2 separate regions of the Homo sapiens genome follow, and region 2 is linked to region 1. Evidence: chromatin loops called from intact Hi-C (ENCODE). Cell type or tissue: gastrocnemius medialis. All regions are shown on one strand. Each heading gives the region's core, and the rest is flanking DNA. Links, peaks and the distances in the headings are about the cores only.

Evidence for each region. Peaks named below come from ENCODE experiments on the same cell type or tissue, not always from the same donor. Only the 100,000 strongest peaks of a DNase experiment are listed, where the experiment ranks them.
Region 2: a loop joins it to region 1, with 2.5 times the contacts of the local background. A loop is called at or near these places in 6 of 110 quality-filtered maps.

The regions. Positions count from the first base shown.
Region 1 is chr6:15,429,003-15,437,334 of GRCh38, reverse strand. The region is part of intron 3 of JARID2 (jumonji and AT-rich interaction domain containing 2); the gene reads right to left. Among named protein-coding and RNA genes, the nearest start is that of DTNBP1-AS1, 110 kb to the left of the region's middle. RefSeq lists a silencer at 4,340-4,389. In gastrocnemius medialis, for the core only: no CTCF peak of the experiment used is centred there; a DNase peak (open chromatin) is centred at 5,084; H3K4me3 peaks cover 480 bases; H3K27ac peaks cover 4,694 bases.
Region 2 is chr6:15,354,918-15,363,249 of GRCh38, reverse strand. All of the region lies in intron 1 of JARID2 (jumonji and AT-rich interaction domain containing 2), which reads right to left. Among named protein-coding and RNA genes, the nearest start is that of JARID2-AS1, 110 kb to the right of the region's middle. In gastrocnemius medialis, for the core only: no CTCF peak of the experiment used is centred there; DNase peaks (open chromatin) are centred at 3,729, 6,399, 7,306 and 7,432; H3K27ac peaks cover 4,539 bases.

The DNA.
Region 1 (8,332 bases), core at 127-8,126:
AGGAGACACAGTTTCTGCCTTTCAGGTCTGAACAGGAAGCCTTAGGTTTCATGAAGTGCGACATAATCCAGTCACAGCCTCACAACATAAAGTATGACCTAGACTACACCATGGAGTCAGTGGAGACTGCCATTCCCAACCAGTCCCTGAAACAACCTCCCTCTGGGACAGAAATTGGCTTGGGAACTCAATCATTCACCAAAAGGGACCTTTCCAGGAAGAAAAGATGACCACACACCCCTGTGCTTCCAGGTAGAATCTATGCTGAAGCTGAACAGTAAAACCGTAAAATCACACGGCTGAAGGACAGGGTGGCCTGCAGTCGGGCTCTAAGAAGGACCTGGATATGCTGGGAGGGTTCCATTTAGAGCTCCAGAAGTGCAAGACCTATGTGACCAGGAGAGCACTCAATTGCTCTCTCAGGGAAGCACAGTCCACTTGAACCTCATTCTCCCCTGAACTGAACTCATTATAACTGAATAGGAAAACACAGAATATAAACATTATGGGGGAAAAAAAAAATCACAAGAAAAGCCTTCCAAGCAGGAGTCCACACCACTAGAAACAGAAAAGATTGCTGGGATTTTTCTAATCATGCTTCTCAAACAGGGCATCGCAGGTGGTAGGCAACAAGTGATACAGGAGTGCTGGGAATAGAAGAGCATGGTCCCTTTAAATGATAGGGAAGGTGGGGAGGGAAAAGCTGGGTAGAGGAAGGGCGTGGCCCCTGGCTAGGGCTCTACTCCCAAGACCTAAGTGAGGAAGGCACTTCTGCCTTCTTGCCCAAATGTTGCATTTTCCAAGACCACCCTGATCTGCCACGCCCCCATCCTGGGCCTATGAAAACCTATAAAAACCCAAGACCCTAGCAAGACATAGACACAAGCTGCTGGACGTCCTGAGGAACACATCAGCGGAAGACGACACAAGCGGCTGGTTGTGGAGAGCACGGCCGCAGAAGAGCACTGGCAGGCCAGTAAGCCATCGACCAGCGTGCAGCCCGCCTCCAGGGGAAAACCATCTCCCTTCTGGCTCTCCCATCTGCTGAGAGGTACTTCTATGCAATAAAACCTTGCGATCATTCTCCAAGCCCACGTGTGATCCGATTCTTCTGATACACCAAGGGTAGGATCATGGGTTACAGAAATCCCTCTGTCCTCAAGGAAGGGAGTCTAATTGAGCTAACACAAGCCGCCTATAGACAGCAAACTAAAGGAGCACCCTGTAACACATGCACACTGGGACTTCAGCTGTAAACATTCACCCCTAGAGACTGCTGTGGGGTTGCAGCCCTACAACCTGCCCGTCTGTATGCTCCCCTAGAGGTATGAGCAGCGGGGCACTGAAGAAGTGAGCCACTCCTCCATCGCACGCCCTGAGAGGGGGACAAGAAAACCTTCCCCATTTCAATAGAAACCATAAAATGCAGCAAAGCTTTTCTGTGTTTTCTGCTAGCTTTGGGATTGGTTTGCTCTGTACTCCTGAAGTTCAAAGTTTAAAAAAAAAAAAAATTTGGAATTCATCCTCAAGGCACTGAAACTCCAATGTGCCAAACAGCTTATACTATTAATCTACTCGATTTCAAATTAGTAAAATGTATTTATTTAAAATTAAAAAAATAAAATGTAGCAAAGCATGGCATCATGAGTCATTTCCAGGAATACAGCAGGCCAAGATATTCAAGCAAGTCATTAAAGCCATCAATGAGGTAATAAACAAACAAGAAATTACTGATGGAAATTCTAAGAACAAAAGCTAGAACCCAGACCTACCCAAGGAGAAATGACCCCACTTTTGTGCTTCTGACACAAACAAACCTGAACTTGATTTCCCTAGCACTGGCACTGGGAGGAAGGTGGCATCCTACCACCCTCCAAGCCCTAAAATGGGGCTCTAACAGGAGACAACTTTCTTACATTCAGCTAGGATTCCCAAAGGCTGGATATCTTTCCTGAGAAGTTGTAAAACTTAAGCGGCCCTCACGAGGATTTGGAATATAAAAATCATCTCTCAAGCCCTGAATTTAGTTTAAATAATGTTGGACTGATGATACCCTAAGGTATGTAGCAAAAACATACATGAACCCTCTGTAAGAAGAGTTTTTTCATCTCAGGCCTCAATGAATTCCCCCTCAAACAACTTTTCACATTCAGGGGAAATAAAGCACCATGAGGAAAACCCAGCAGATGTCCAACTGGGAAAATGTCAGTCAGTAATTTGAATCATCAGACTATGTTAAAACAAATAAAAGCCAAGTTTGAAAAACAGGAAACTAACACCTGAAACAGTGAACACTGAAACTACCACTGAACAAACATTGAAACTAACATTTGAGTGTAACCTAACATTTGAAAAGAACCAAACAGAGCTTCTAGAAATCAAAAATAAACTAGCCAGAATTAAGGCTCTCACTTGGCAGTAACAAACCATTTTTCTATTGAAGGAAACCCAAACCTACTTGAGAAGTAGAAAGCAAAAATTTCATGAGTTATATAGACTGCAAAACTTCAAAGTCCTCTTCCAGCAGAGGTTAAGGCCCAAGATACGGAAAGCTGAGAAACACTGTCCTATAGATGAAAATCTTATCTCCTTCTGATAGATGAGGAAACAGCAGATCAAGAAGGGTATTTAGTGACTTGAGTAGGATTAGGCAACTATTAAATACTGCTGGAGAATACACAATAACATTCTATCAAAATACTTGAATTAACACTCCATGGAATTCACATAATGGGATTCTGAGACTCACACTTGGATAAATGAATGGGTTCATTTCCTGTTGTGCCCAGGGGTGTGAAGAGCCTCTGTTGTCATGACAATGAAAAACCAATGCATTCTCTTCCACATTTCACAGTGGTTAAAATAAACAAAGATGACAGCTGACCCTATTTGCCCTTCTAAGAATTTTCTGAAAATCTCTCTCCCCATCAGCTCCTCTAGGGAACTGGCTCCTCGTAATCTATCTATGTGCAACACTCTCTGAAAGATACCACCACCCTAAACAACCCCACAGGCTAAAAATACAACAAATTCCATTTTAAAAGATAAGTCACTGATTGAGGAGTATATGGAATTGTCCATCACAGAAGCATGAATTCTGTGCATCAAGGGACAGCTACAGTATTATTTAATGTCATCTCTCATTCTCTGATCTACAACAAAACTTCGTTTAAAAAATAAAAATAAAAAAAAAAACTGTTAGGAACACAGTGAAGGGTGGAGACAGACTTACGGAGGTACCTGTGTTTTACGGGCAGATTCCCCCACTGGGTATAAACTGTCTCATGCCAAGCTGAAACATGTGAAACCAGGGAAAGTAAAGTACACTGGCACATACATATTCTCAACCCTATTCTACTCCTGACACACACACACACACACACACACACACACACACACACACACACACACACCCTGGAGAGTGAGGGCTACTGGAAAAACTCTTAGGGCCTAAAAGAATTTAAAAAACAGGGGTATGATGGATATTGCATTATTGTCAGCCACAGTATCATCCATTAATGCTAATTATAAGAGAAAAGAACTATCAGGGAGAAAGCACTGTCAAATTTTCCCCCCATATCCCCAAAAGAATGGAGAAAAACATCCCCAGTCCTGTATGATGCAATTGATGTGGGTGGGCAGTAGTGGGTGCATCGACCTGGCCAAGGGAAGCACCATGTATTGCAACCCACAGGAAGCTGGGAATCATCTTATGAATATAAAATTAAAGCCAGCATATGACCGCCTAATACAAAGGAAATCCAAGATTAAATCACATTGTTTGCTCTAATAAGTTGCTTACATCAGGAAAAGACTTTCACTTGGATGACATGCCCTTAGGTAGGATGCACGCCACCTAAGCGACTGCCTAAACTGAAATTATACACACACACACACACACACACACACACACACACACACACAGAGAGACATGGGGGTTGGGGAGGAGGCATGCAGCCAACAACTAGACTATAAATAATTTCAAATAAACCGCAAGGGAAGGAAAGACATTATTACTTTTCTTTCTCTGCACAAGGCAGATGAACAAGCTGAGGAAGGAAACATTTGGGGACACACAAAGGAAAAGGTCCCTATAAGGAAATGGGGCTACCTGGCCCTAAAAATTCTTAACCACAGACATAATCACTGTTCACTTACCCAGCAACTATATATAGAATGGGTGCTTATTATTTAAGGGTAATAATATAATACGTGCTTTAAATCACATAGAGCCCTCGGAGTGGTGCTTATCAAAGTGTGATTCTTCAACCAGCAACAAAAGAATCACTTGGGAGCATACTAGAAATGCAAATTCTCAGGCACCACCTCAGACTTAACTGAATCAAAAACCCTCAGGGCAGGACCTAGCCAGTCTGTGTTTTAACCAGTCCTCCAGATGATTCTGATGCACGCTTACATGTGAGAAATACTGGGTTATAGCCAATGCTATAAGGTGTAATGGTTGCATTTATCAGACAAGGAAACAGAGAGGCTCAGACACTTTTAAGTAGCTTTTAACAGCTTAGATACAAACCAAACATCTAACTTTATTCAAAAACCTGTGCTTCTGCAGCAGGAGAACAGGGTCTGGAGGGAAGGAGCCTAAGGACTTCCTAGAACTAAATCAAACGGAAAAACTGCCAACCTTCTAGCCCAAGTAAATAACTTTGTAACATTCCAAACTTTCCAGCTATGGCAGGAAACTTCACTTCATCCTCTTCATTCACATGGGGCATACACCAAGTAACCAATGGGAAACCTCTAGAGGGTATTTGAACCCCAGAAAATTCTGCAACCAGTGCTACTGAGACACTGGCTTCGAGCCCACTCCCAGTCTGTGGAGCGTACTTTTCTTGTTGTTGTTGTTGTTGTTGTTGTTGTTGTTTTTGAAGGTGAGAGTAGCTGGAGGATGACAGAGTCCCAAGTCTGCCCAGGCTGAGGTGCAGTGGCGCAATCTCAGCTCACTGCCACCTCTGCCTCTTAAGTTGAAGTGATGCCTCAGCCTCAGCCTACCGAGTAGCTGGGATTATAGGCGTGAGCCACCATGCCTGACTAATTTTGTATTTTTAGTAGAGACAGGGTTTCACCATGTTGGCCAAGCTGGTCTTGAATCCCTGACCTCAAGAGATCCACCCGCCTTAGCCTCCCAAAGTGCTGGGATTGCAAACGGGAGCCACCACACCCGGCCTGTAGAGTGTACTTTCGTTTCAATAAATCTGTGTTTTTTTTTTTTCATTGCTTTGTGTGTTTTGTCCAATTCTTTGTTCAAAACGCCAAGAACCTGGACACCCTCCACCGGTAACACACTGGTACCAGCTGAACTGTGGGTCTCAGTGGCTTAGCAAAAGTGCAGGAGCACTACTGAGCACAGTGAGCCTGTGTACCTAACCAGGCATTCCTGAGAACAGGCTTCCTACTGGATTTATTTCACAAGAGATAAGAGTCCTTTCCAGTGGCATACCTTTAGTGACTTGGCTTAAGAGGATTTCAACAGAAACCACAAAACAGACTGCTTCACAGCTCTGATTCAATGTCCCTGAATAAAGGGACAACACTGGAGACAGAACCTCTCTGGAAAAAAATCTATGGGGTCATTATCCAAACTGCCATCTGTAAATTTCTTACAGTGCTTAAATTGCTTCATTGAAAGGGAAAAAGATAAGAGTCTTCAACACTTTCTTTAGAAACTTAATTTCAATTAACTAATTGCAATTTAAAATTATATCCTGGTCTTCTGAGGCTTGAACCAAGAAATGTGAATAATATGTAAAGAGCTTGTTTACACTAAAAGTAGTGGAGGCAGTGGTAACAGCAACACAGAAGGCACAAGCCGTCACTGTCTTCAAGGTGTTTGTCAGAATTATTCCTCATGACCTTCAGAAGGGTAAAGCTGAAGGAGCCATACCCTCCTCTCCTTGGCCTCAAACAATTCCCAAAACCCAAACAGCAGGAAGGCATCGTTTATGAGACATACGGATCGCAGCTGATGGAAAACATCAGCGTGCATTTGGGTTCCTAAATCATTTCAAAACATTAATCAGGAAGACTCACAGCACCCAGTCCTATCTAAGCCATAGATTCCTCATTTAGGGAATGGGATGATCTCACATTCACATGATCTGTAAGGGCTCTATTTATCCCAGCACAGTTCAATTAGGCTGAATTGCAGGAGGCATAAGAAATGATAATCAGGAGAGAAATTATGGCAAAGGCAGTTCAACTCCCTACAAAGGGGAAAAACTACAAGCTCCAGAAAGGCCAAGTGCCAGTCCACATTACACAATGGTATTTGCCGGAACAACAAGCAGATTACAGCCCTGCACGGTACCAATAGTCTACAGGCTGTCACAGTGAATGCAAACATATTTCTTGGGGGCTGAGTAACAGGCTGAACAAATTTGTAACTATGTTCCAGAAAAAGAATGGCTCTGAAAACAACATATATTTAGAAACTGCTAGAATCCCATCCTACACAGTTCCAAGTTGACAGAATAATAAAGTACCCCAAGACTGGTCTGGATCATGTGCAGTTACTCAAAGCAGCCCCTACAGACCATTCATTCCCCCAAGAGTTAGCAGAAGCTTAAGTGGGCTTGGACTGGAAAGCATGCCCCACAAGTCCCACAACCCCCAGGTAAGTAGGCACTGACAAAAGCGATTTCATCACCAGATTATCAATAAGCCCTTCACAGATGGACATCTCACTACACCCGACCCAATGCTTGCTTAGTGCACTTTTTAAATCATATTAGAAAACAATTTACTTAATTCAATAAAGCACCTGGCCTATTATACTGTTATATACTCAACAGAACAGTATTTCATATAAGAGAAGCAACATCTCAAAAGGCCTCATGTATTTCAACATATAATTGGCAACCACATATAAACAGCAGGAAAATAACTCAGTATCAAGCATGGTTCTTGTTTTCTGTTTAAATGTTTTCCTTCTTCCCACATTTTGTATATAGTAAACGAAATGAATTAACATTGAGGTCAATTGTACATACTTGAAATATTCTATAAAGTGGTCATACATGGTATTTTAATGTCACAGAAATTGTCTTGATAACTAAACTCCAGGAAGATAAAGAAGCAAAAGTACATCTTGTACCTAAGGAAAAAACAAAATCTTAGCAAGAACGTCAGATATATTTAATGGCATCCTTATAAGACATTATTTTATTATCATGGACATAGATGCAGAGGTTAAATGTTTTTATATTTGAAAGAGTCCAGAAAGCTGGAGTTAACCCTAAGTTGGCACCAAGGGAAGAACCAGAGAATCTTCATGCAAGAAGATGGAATTTTGCCTTCTCTTGGCATGACTAATTAGAGAGGGCTGCTAGCAATTCAGCAATATTATAATGACGTCTGAGGACTCACAAGCCTGCTGTGAGGCTAGAAATACACACTTCCTTATTACTAATCAGATGTACCAAGGAGTAAAATTTACACGGTACATTTTGGCTTCCCTGTGGTCAGATGTGGAGTTTCTGTACCCAGGGAAAAGAATGTAGAAACGTGTGTGTACATTTCTCTCTCTCGCAGGGCCGGAGACAAAACGGTATGTATCACTACCAAAAACGTGTACTCGGTTCTTTCCTAACACTTCAAAAAAACAAATCCAATGGGTTTTTACTTCAGACACACACACGTGTGCATACACCCCCTCCAAGATGATAGTGTGCAAAAGACCAGAACAATTCTAAATAGGAGTATTTGCCTCTGAAATGTGATGACCCCTTTAGAAATGTTTCCTTTTCAGTGGAGTGCGGTGGCTCAGGTCTGTAATCTCAGCACTTTGGGAGGCTGAAGTGCAAAGATCAATTGAGGCCACCAGGAGTTCGCAACCAGCCCAGGCAACACACTGAGACCCAACCTCTACAAAATATGAAAATGTATGCCAGGCATGGTGGCATGTGCCTGTGGTCCCAGATACTCAGGAGGCTGAGGCGAGATGACTGCTTGAGCCCAGGAATCCAAGGTTGTAGTTAGCCTATGATGACACCATTGCATTCCAGCCTGGGTGACAGAGTGAGACCACAACTACCTCAAAAAAAAAAAAGAACAAGAAAAAGATTCCTTTTCCTAATAGTTGGTTTAGCTACTCTTAGAATTTGTTTACACACTCAAAAACATGCAAATTGTTATTCCACAGCAGATACTCTGCCACCATTGGGGATACAAAGATAAACAAGGACCCATCCCTACTCAAGTGGACATAGCCTAGAAAGCAAAGACTACCTATTCCTCGCCCCACCCAAACACAGGCAAGACAATCACATATGGATGATGTTGCTTTCAACCAATTCTGTGAATAGCTTTAAGT
Region 2 (8,332 bases), core at 261-8,260, 74 kb after region 1:
TGCAGCCTATTCAACTTTCATCCTAGTCTTCCAGGAAAACTGTTCTCACTGCCATGAGAAACACTCTAATTGCCAAATTTAACGCAAACTTTTTATCGGCAACTGGACTCTCCCCTGGTTTTCCTGCCACACTAAAATACCTTTTCTGCTGTTTCATCACCTCCACCACCTTCAAGTTTGATTCTTCTGCCGTCCCCTTATCTCCAATCATAATCTAAATACTGATAACTACTAAATCATCTTCTTGACAATCTCCTCCCTCCCCACCACAACCCTCTCCACACCACCTTCCTGGCTACTCTGGTCTAGAAACCGAAACTGGACTTGGCACTTTTTTTCTCATTGTTGACATTTGCTTTCAAAATCCAGGTAATCCTGTCTGTCTCTCAATTCCTTGGATACCTATTTAAACCAGAAATCTCATCTCTTTCCAAAGACAAGAAATCTCCTAAAATGTCTCTACCACCAACTAATCCCAATTCCAACCATCTACCCCACGTTCTTTCTCTACAAACACAGCCACGCTGCAATTTGACACCATCCATGTCACCACTTCCCCTACTGAAGCCTTTCCATGGCTCCCCAGAATCTCAGAAGAAAACTCCAAATTTCCTTGCAGAGCCCATAAAGACCTATCATCAGCCTAACTTCCCTTACAGGCTTTAATTTCTACACAACTACCAACACCCCTAATTGATAAGGTATGAGCATCTCATAGGGGCAAAAGCTCTCATCGTCAGACCCCGTGTCCAAACAAATGCCAGTGTTTACTAACTGCATACTGATCATGACTTCAACAGTAATGCTACGGTAAATAGAGTTGCCTTTCTCAAGAGACAAGAATAAAAAGTCCATTCTCAATTCTTTTTCATACCAATGTGTTGGCACCTAGAAATAAACAAGTAGTCTTAATTTACCAGCTATGTCTGTTTCACTTACTGACCTAAGGCTGGCTGTTCGTTCTGTATTGCAAAGAATGCATGATCCTATGTAACCCTGAGAGAAGACCTCAATAACACTTAAACTGATATATTTTCGACAAATTAAATGACTCCTCTTCCAGGCCTGGTGGGGCAGCTCATGTCTGTAATTCCAGCACTTTGGGAGGCGGGGGGGGCGCAGATCACCTGAGGTCAAGAGTTCAAGACCAGCCTGACCAACATGGCGGAACCCACTAAAAATACAAAAACTAGTGGGGCATGCTGGTACATGTGTAGTCCCACCTACTCTGGAGGCTAAGACATGAGAATCACTTGAACCCAGAAGGCAGAGTTTGCAGTGAGCTGAGATCACACCACTGCACTCCAGCCTGGGAGATCAAGACTCCATCTCAGGGAAAAAAAAAAAAAAAAAAAAAGGGGGCTCCCAATCCAAAGACAAGATTTAACTCTACCTCTAACAATACTTTACAACAATCACCATTGTTTCAGCTACCTAAACAAAACTGAACCTCTTCTTTGGTCCGTGCATCCCAGCCAGTTCCAACATTTCTTCCTTTATGCAGAATGAGGTTTCTTGCAGTTGTTTAGCTCTATGACGCTGGAATAATGTGGCAGTTGGGGGTTTAATGAAGAAATTCACACTTACCCAAAGCCATGAGGACTGACCCCACCCTCCCGCCAAAAAAAAAGGTGGTATGGCATACATACAACTTCATTTTAAGTTAAAGCTGCTAGGGAAAGCAAATATGGCTATCAAGAAGCAAAGTTACGATTCTTCCTATCCTTACAGTTTGCAATCATACAAGAAACAAAAGGTGTGTTATAAGCAAAGTGGATGTATGTAGAAATTTACCATTTACACTTCGGTGATGTGTGTGAAAGGACAGAGGAGGAAGTGGGGGAGATAAGAAATTTGCTCTAAATGGGAAACCACTGGAGACTTCGGAGCAAAGAAGTAGCAGACTTTGAGCACTGACTGCAGTGTTGAGGGTAAATCATGGGGGACAGTGGTGTGGAAAAACAAGGGAGGCTGAGGCAGTTACCTGTACAAGAGATGAGGACCAGGGTGGTGCCAAAGACTGACAACTGGTTAAATTCTGGAACATTTACAACACTGGGCCAAGAGAAGGCTGACAGACTAGATGTGGCGTGTGTGAAAAAAGGGAGTCGAATACATCCAAAGGTTTTCAACTCAGTAAATGGAGTCACCTCCACTGAATTTTTCAATGTGCTGTTACCTGTTACAGACCTTAGAGAAAATACCAAAGTTCAGTCCAGAGACATGAATGTAGTTGGGTGGTTTTAATCGAAACTCAGAATATAAATTTAGGTGCCCTAATTTACTGAAGAGCAAAATAACAAAAAATAAACAAAAGCCTTTATGTATTGATTTAAAAGTCAGGAGTGAAGTCAAGTCAAGGTTGGCGGACCTTGCTGTGCCTTTTTTTGGCTAACAAGGTTTTCAGAGCCTTTGGGAAAACAATGCTTTAAAAAAGAAAGACTAGGTTGGGCGCAGTGGCTCATGTCTGTAATTCTCACACACTGGGAGGCTAAGGTAGGAGGATTGCTTGAGCCCAGGAGTCCAAGACAGCCCTGGCCAATATAGCAAGAGACCCTCATCTCTACAACAACAAAAATTTAAAATTAGTTAAAAACTTAAAATTAGGCATGACGGCACACTCCTGTGGTCCAAGCTACTCAAGAGGCTGAGGTGAGAAGATCGCTTGAACACAGGCATTCTGAGGTTACAGTGAGCTATGATTGAGCCACTATACTCCAGTTTGGGCAACTGAGTGTGACCCTGTCTCATAAAAATAAGATAAATAGGCCGGGCACAGTGGCTCACTCCTGTAATCCCAGGACTTTCGGAGGCCGAGGCGGGCAGATCACGAGGTCAGGAGTTGAAGACCAGCCAGGCCAACACGGTGAAACTCCGTCTCTACAAAAAATACAAAAATTAGCTGGGCATGGTGGCACATGCCTGTAATTCCAGCTATTTGGGAGGCTGAGGCAAGAAAACTGCTTGAACCAGGACCCAGGAGGCATTGCCGTGAACTGAGATCATGCCACTGCACTTCAGCCTGGGCTACACAGTGAGACTCAGTCTCAAAAAAAATTAATTAATTAAATATTATAAAGGAATAAAATAGAAATAAATAAAATATAAAGAATGACTAACACAGAAGAGTCTTGGATAGAAAGAGAAATTACTCAAGAGCCATTCTCTGAAAATCTACATTTGACATCACAAGCCCTAACTCATAAGAGATGAGGTTTTGGTTTTGCTAATGTAACAGTGGAGGACTTAGAAATTCATCAGTCGGCCAGACGTGGTGGCTCACGCCTGTAATCCCAAAACTTTGGAAGGCCGAGGAAGATAGATCACCTGAGGTCAGGGGTTCAAGACCAACCTGACCAGGACAGTGAAATGCCATCTCTACTAAGAACACAAAAATTAGCAAGGCATGGTGGCGGGTGCCTGTGGTCCCAGCTACTCAGGACGCCGAGACAGGAGAATTGCTCGAACCCAGGAGGCAGAGATTGTGCCACTGCAATCCAGCCTGGGAGACTCCATCTCAAATAAAAAAAAAAAAGGAAAAAGAAATCCATCTGTCACTGCTGGTGGGGAAATTCTAATACCCGCTGAGGTTATAATCAACCCTACCCACCTCTCTCTAACACACACCCCCCACCGCTACCCACAGATAGCCTTATTTATACTTAGGCTTTCAATGCAAATAAGAAAAATGAGGGGCCGAGTGAGTGAAGTGACACTGCCTAGGGCCTGCCCACGCGGGTAGCTAAAAATATAGTCATGAGATACTCTCTGAGCAACACCAAGACTATTCAGGTTTCAGGCGGCCGCAAATCAAAAATATGTGTGTGGCAGTGAAATGAACTTTCTCTCCAGTCAATGAATCCAGGAAGAATCCAGAAGAGCAACCTCTGGATGCCACATCAGGGGCAGGACATACCGTCAGAAAAGCTGTTGGGACAGTAAAGTATACAGCAGCGCAACATCCAAAGGAGTAAACCCTACGACTTGCAGGGAGACTGCAGAAAATCATTCCCACTCAGAAAAGTTTTTATTTACCAACCTGCGAGTCACACCATGCTGCTATACCTACACACTGTGGTTTGAATTTCTTCTTCCATAATCCTTGAGCTCCTGAAGCAAAGATTCTCCCTAAAACATTCTTCACTGCATTTCCTAGAAAGCTACATTCCTACCTTTCTAACAAGTCTTCTTATCACCACTGCTGGTGGTTTGTGTTCAAGCTTCTGCAGCACTCACTGGGAGCACTCTCCTAGAATACTAGTGGTCAGGCATGGCCGCCCTGGAAACCACTTAATGACTTCCTCACCCTCACATTGACTTAACTGGTTGGGGTATGGCCTGTGCCAGAGATCTTATAAACTCAGAATGGCTGCTCTAGAATTCAGTCCCGCCATCTCCCAAATCAGCCTCCTGGCATGAAAAAATCTATATTCTGACAACTCCTTAACATCAAGACTGGTACGCGTTAAAAGCTTAGTAACTAACTGTAGAGAGAAAGAAGGGAAACCTTTGTAACTAAGGAAACCAGGTAACTGTTTAAACAGAGCACACGGAATGGCTTGATACATGTTTTTCTTGACAGTAATTCTCTGAAAATGAGAATTCACTATTCTCAGAAAAAGCAAAAAGGTTACAGTGGACACAAGTTTTCATTCACTGAAACATAAAACGAGCACCTACTGGCTTCAAGAAACAGAATCAATCTGCTATCATCCATTCAAAGCTTCGGTTGCCCCAACTCAATGATGAAAATCTCATTAACCCTGAATCTCTGAGTCAGAGGTAATTCAGTCCTAATCCACCAACAACACAAAAACAGTGTGTTAGTACCAGTATCGGGAAACTCTGTTGTGATTCTTCATTTATTTAATAATAGCAGAAAGGAGATATTGGAAAAACCAGACCATCTTTGATTCAATATATCTCATCACCAGAAACTAATCACTAATTAAAGTCAATATATGAAGATGAGAAAGTTTTTCTTCCTACTAACATTAAAGTTGATGATAGAAACGCTTATAAGCAGAAATAGTAAACAGGTTATATTACACAAACAAAAAATTTTTTAAAGCTAGTTGGGGTTTGACAAACTTCTTAGAACACCTTACAAAAGCCCTGACCTCAAAGAAAACACTTTCCAATTTTAACATACATGCCCACACAAAGAAACACAGCAGACACGCCCCAGAGGCCAAAATAAAATGCTCTCTAGTAATTACCGTAAATAGAAAAAGGAGATGGGCTTCCTGAGTCAGAATGCAGAGCACAATAAAAACCACCAGCACAAAAACATCATAAACAAAATTACATGGACAACAGTAAACTCAGAAGACGGTGGAATTGCTTGTCAGTGTGATACAAAGAAACACATCTGGAAGATGTTTAAACAAGAGAAGGGGGTGTCCGTGGGTCTGCAGAGGGCTGCTGCAAGGATATACAGCATGCCAGTGTCGTCCTAAAAGACACAACATAGCATCCGGAAACAGCTCACTTTCTGCAGGAGAAACAGAAGAGTTTCTTTAAAATCCCACCATCTACAGTTTAAAGATTTGAGAAAAGATTTCTTATTTTTCTATATTTTGATTATCTCCCCTAAATTTGATACAGAATTTCTCGACCAAGGGTCTTTCAACTTGGCGAATTAAAAAAAAAATCAATAAATAACATTTGCTTAGAGAGACTTTTCCCTTTTACAAACAGCTTCAGTCTCCAAATACCTCTTAAATGAACATGTAAGACAGTTGTCCATCTAGACCCACACTAGACCCATTTTGAGTATCAGTTTGAAGTTATAATTTATGTTCACTGACATGTAATGTTTAAATCACATCCATAATGAACCTGTGATTAAAGACTAAGAATGAATTCAGAGCATAAAAATAAGGGCACATTTGCCTCAGAAACCAAGCCCGTGTAAATTGTACTGTATTTTATTTGATCCAAAGTTGCACTGTTGTAAAAATTGTTAACTTCATTACTGCAAAATCCCATGTGATGTATGCTTATGGCTGCACTTATTCAGCGTACTTCATGAAGACTTTACATACTCAATGAAAAAACGCATGACTTTCCTAGGCCATGAAGGACATCTGGCTGCAGCAGCCCCTAGTCTTGCCAGTAAGGCTTCGTTCCCTAGAGATGGTCTTTCACTCTGCACTGAGCAAAAGGTACTTAGAACACATAGCCAAGTAACTGTGAAACGAACAAAGTTTTTTGTTGTTGTTTTTTGTTTGTTTTTGAGACAGTCTCAATCTGTTGTCCAGGCTGGAGTGCAGTGGTGCACTCTCAGCTCACTGCAACCTCTGCCTCCCGGGCTCAAGTGATACTCCTGACTCAGCCTCCTAAGTAGCTGGGACTACAGGCACGTGCCACCAAGACCAGGTAATGTTGTATTTTTAATAGAGATGGGGTTTCACCATGTTGGCCAGGCTGGTCTTGAACTCCTGACCTCAAGTGATCCGCCTGCCTCGGCCTCCCAGAACACTGGGATTACAGGCATAAGCCACTGCGCCCAGCCCAAAAACAAACTTTTTAACATAAATAACAAGAATCCAAAATATGAGATAATGAAAACAACTCAGTCGCTTGTCTCTACTTTGTTCCTGTATTTACATTAGGAAAATGTGCACATTAATAAAACTATAATACATTTCTTCCCACTTCAAGCTTATATTTATGAATTTGCCTAAAAAAAAAATGCTCTCCCTTACATATGAAACACAATGTACTACGTGACAAATAGGAAGTTAAAATATATGTACTTGTTAAAGATTCCATAGACGTGAACTTAAGACAAATCCACTAGAATGACTATAATAAAAACAAAAAGAAAAACAGCAGACGTTGGTGAAGATGAAGAAACGGGAAACCTCATACAGCAATTGTGGGAAAGCTACTTAGGCCAAGTGTGGGTTCCTCAAAAAGTTAAACATAGAATTATTCAATTCTATTCCTGGGCACTCATGTAAAACGTGAACACAAATGTTCACAGCAGCATTATACATAATATCCAAAAAGTATAAACAACCCAACTGTCCATCAAATGATGAATAAATGAACGAAATATGGCATATACTTACAATAGGATATTCAGCCGTAAAAAAGATTTCATGGGGCAGCGTGGATGAACCTTGAAAACATAGCTAGGGAAACAGGGAGGCAGAGAGGCCACATATTGCAGGATTCCATTGCTACGAAGTCTCCAGAATAGGCCAACCCACAAAGACAGAAAATACATTGCTGGCTGCCAGAGGTTGCTGGGAAAGGAGGGGGGACTACTGCTAATGGATATCGGGTTTCTCTTTGAGAGTGATGAAAAAGTTCCAGAAATGTACTAAGTGGCCGGGCACACTGGCTCACGCCTGTAATCCCAGCACTTGGGGAAGTCAAGGTGGGCAGATCACATGAAGTCAGGAGTTTGAGACCAGCCTGGCCAACATGGCAAAACCCGTCTCTACTAAAAATACAGAAATTAGCCAGGCGTGGTGGCACGCACCTGTGGTCCCACCTCCTCTGGAGACCGAGGCACGAGAATCGTTTCAGCCTAGGAGGCAGAGGTTGCAGTGAGCCGGGATCACAGCACTGCACTTCAGCCTGGGTGACCTAGTGAGACACTGTCTCAAAAAAAAAAAAGCAAGAGGAAGGAAGGAAGGAATGCACTAAGGACTAAAAGTCTATGAACTGTACTCTTTACAATGGTTACAACAGTGAATCTTATGTGATTTTTTACATAAGCAAAAATAAATCAACTAACCTAAAATCAAATTGTACTTAAAATTACTTTTGAAATACTGTGTGTGAATAATTATTAGTATTATTAGTATTTTATCCCCATATGAAAGTTCTAGAATGTATTAACATTAGATATAAAATCACCTAATAGGCAAAACAAAATCATAATCACTTTGAGTAAAAATTTTAAGATTTCTGCATATATTGCAGCCTTAGTGATCCAAAATATCAGCTTGCATTTTTTGATGTTATCAAGTTCATTGACAATTTCTAACAAAGTATCACTTAAATTAAATTAAATTAAAAAGTAGCTTATCAATACAAAGTACAGGCAGATAATTCCTTTATAACTTATACTAACTACTTTTGAGACCTCACACAGGGCAGAATGGGAATGTGTAAGGTTTTCTCTCCTCCTACCCTTTGCATGACATCCAGTCAGTGACCAAATCCACACAATGGGAGGGAGGGTTCATATAGTGCTCTCAATGAACATTCTTCTGGACTTTCAATTATTTCTTTCTTGAACTCTTATCATGGTCAGCAATCCGCAGCCTAATCAAGTTTTTTGTGCTTGCTCCCCACCTGAAATTCACCTCCC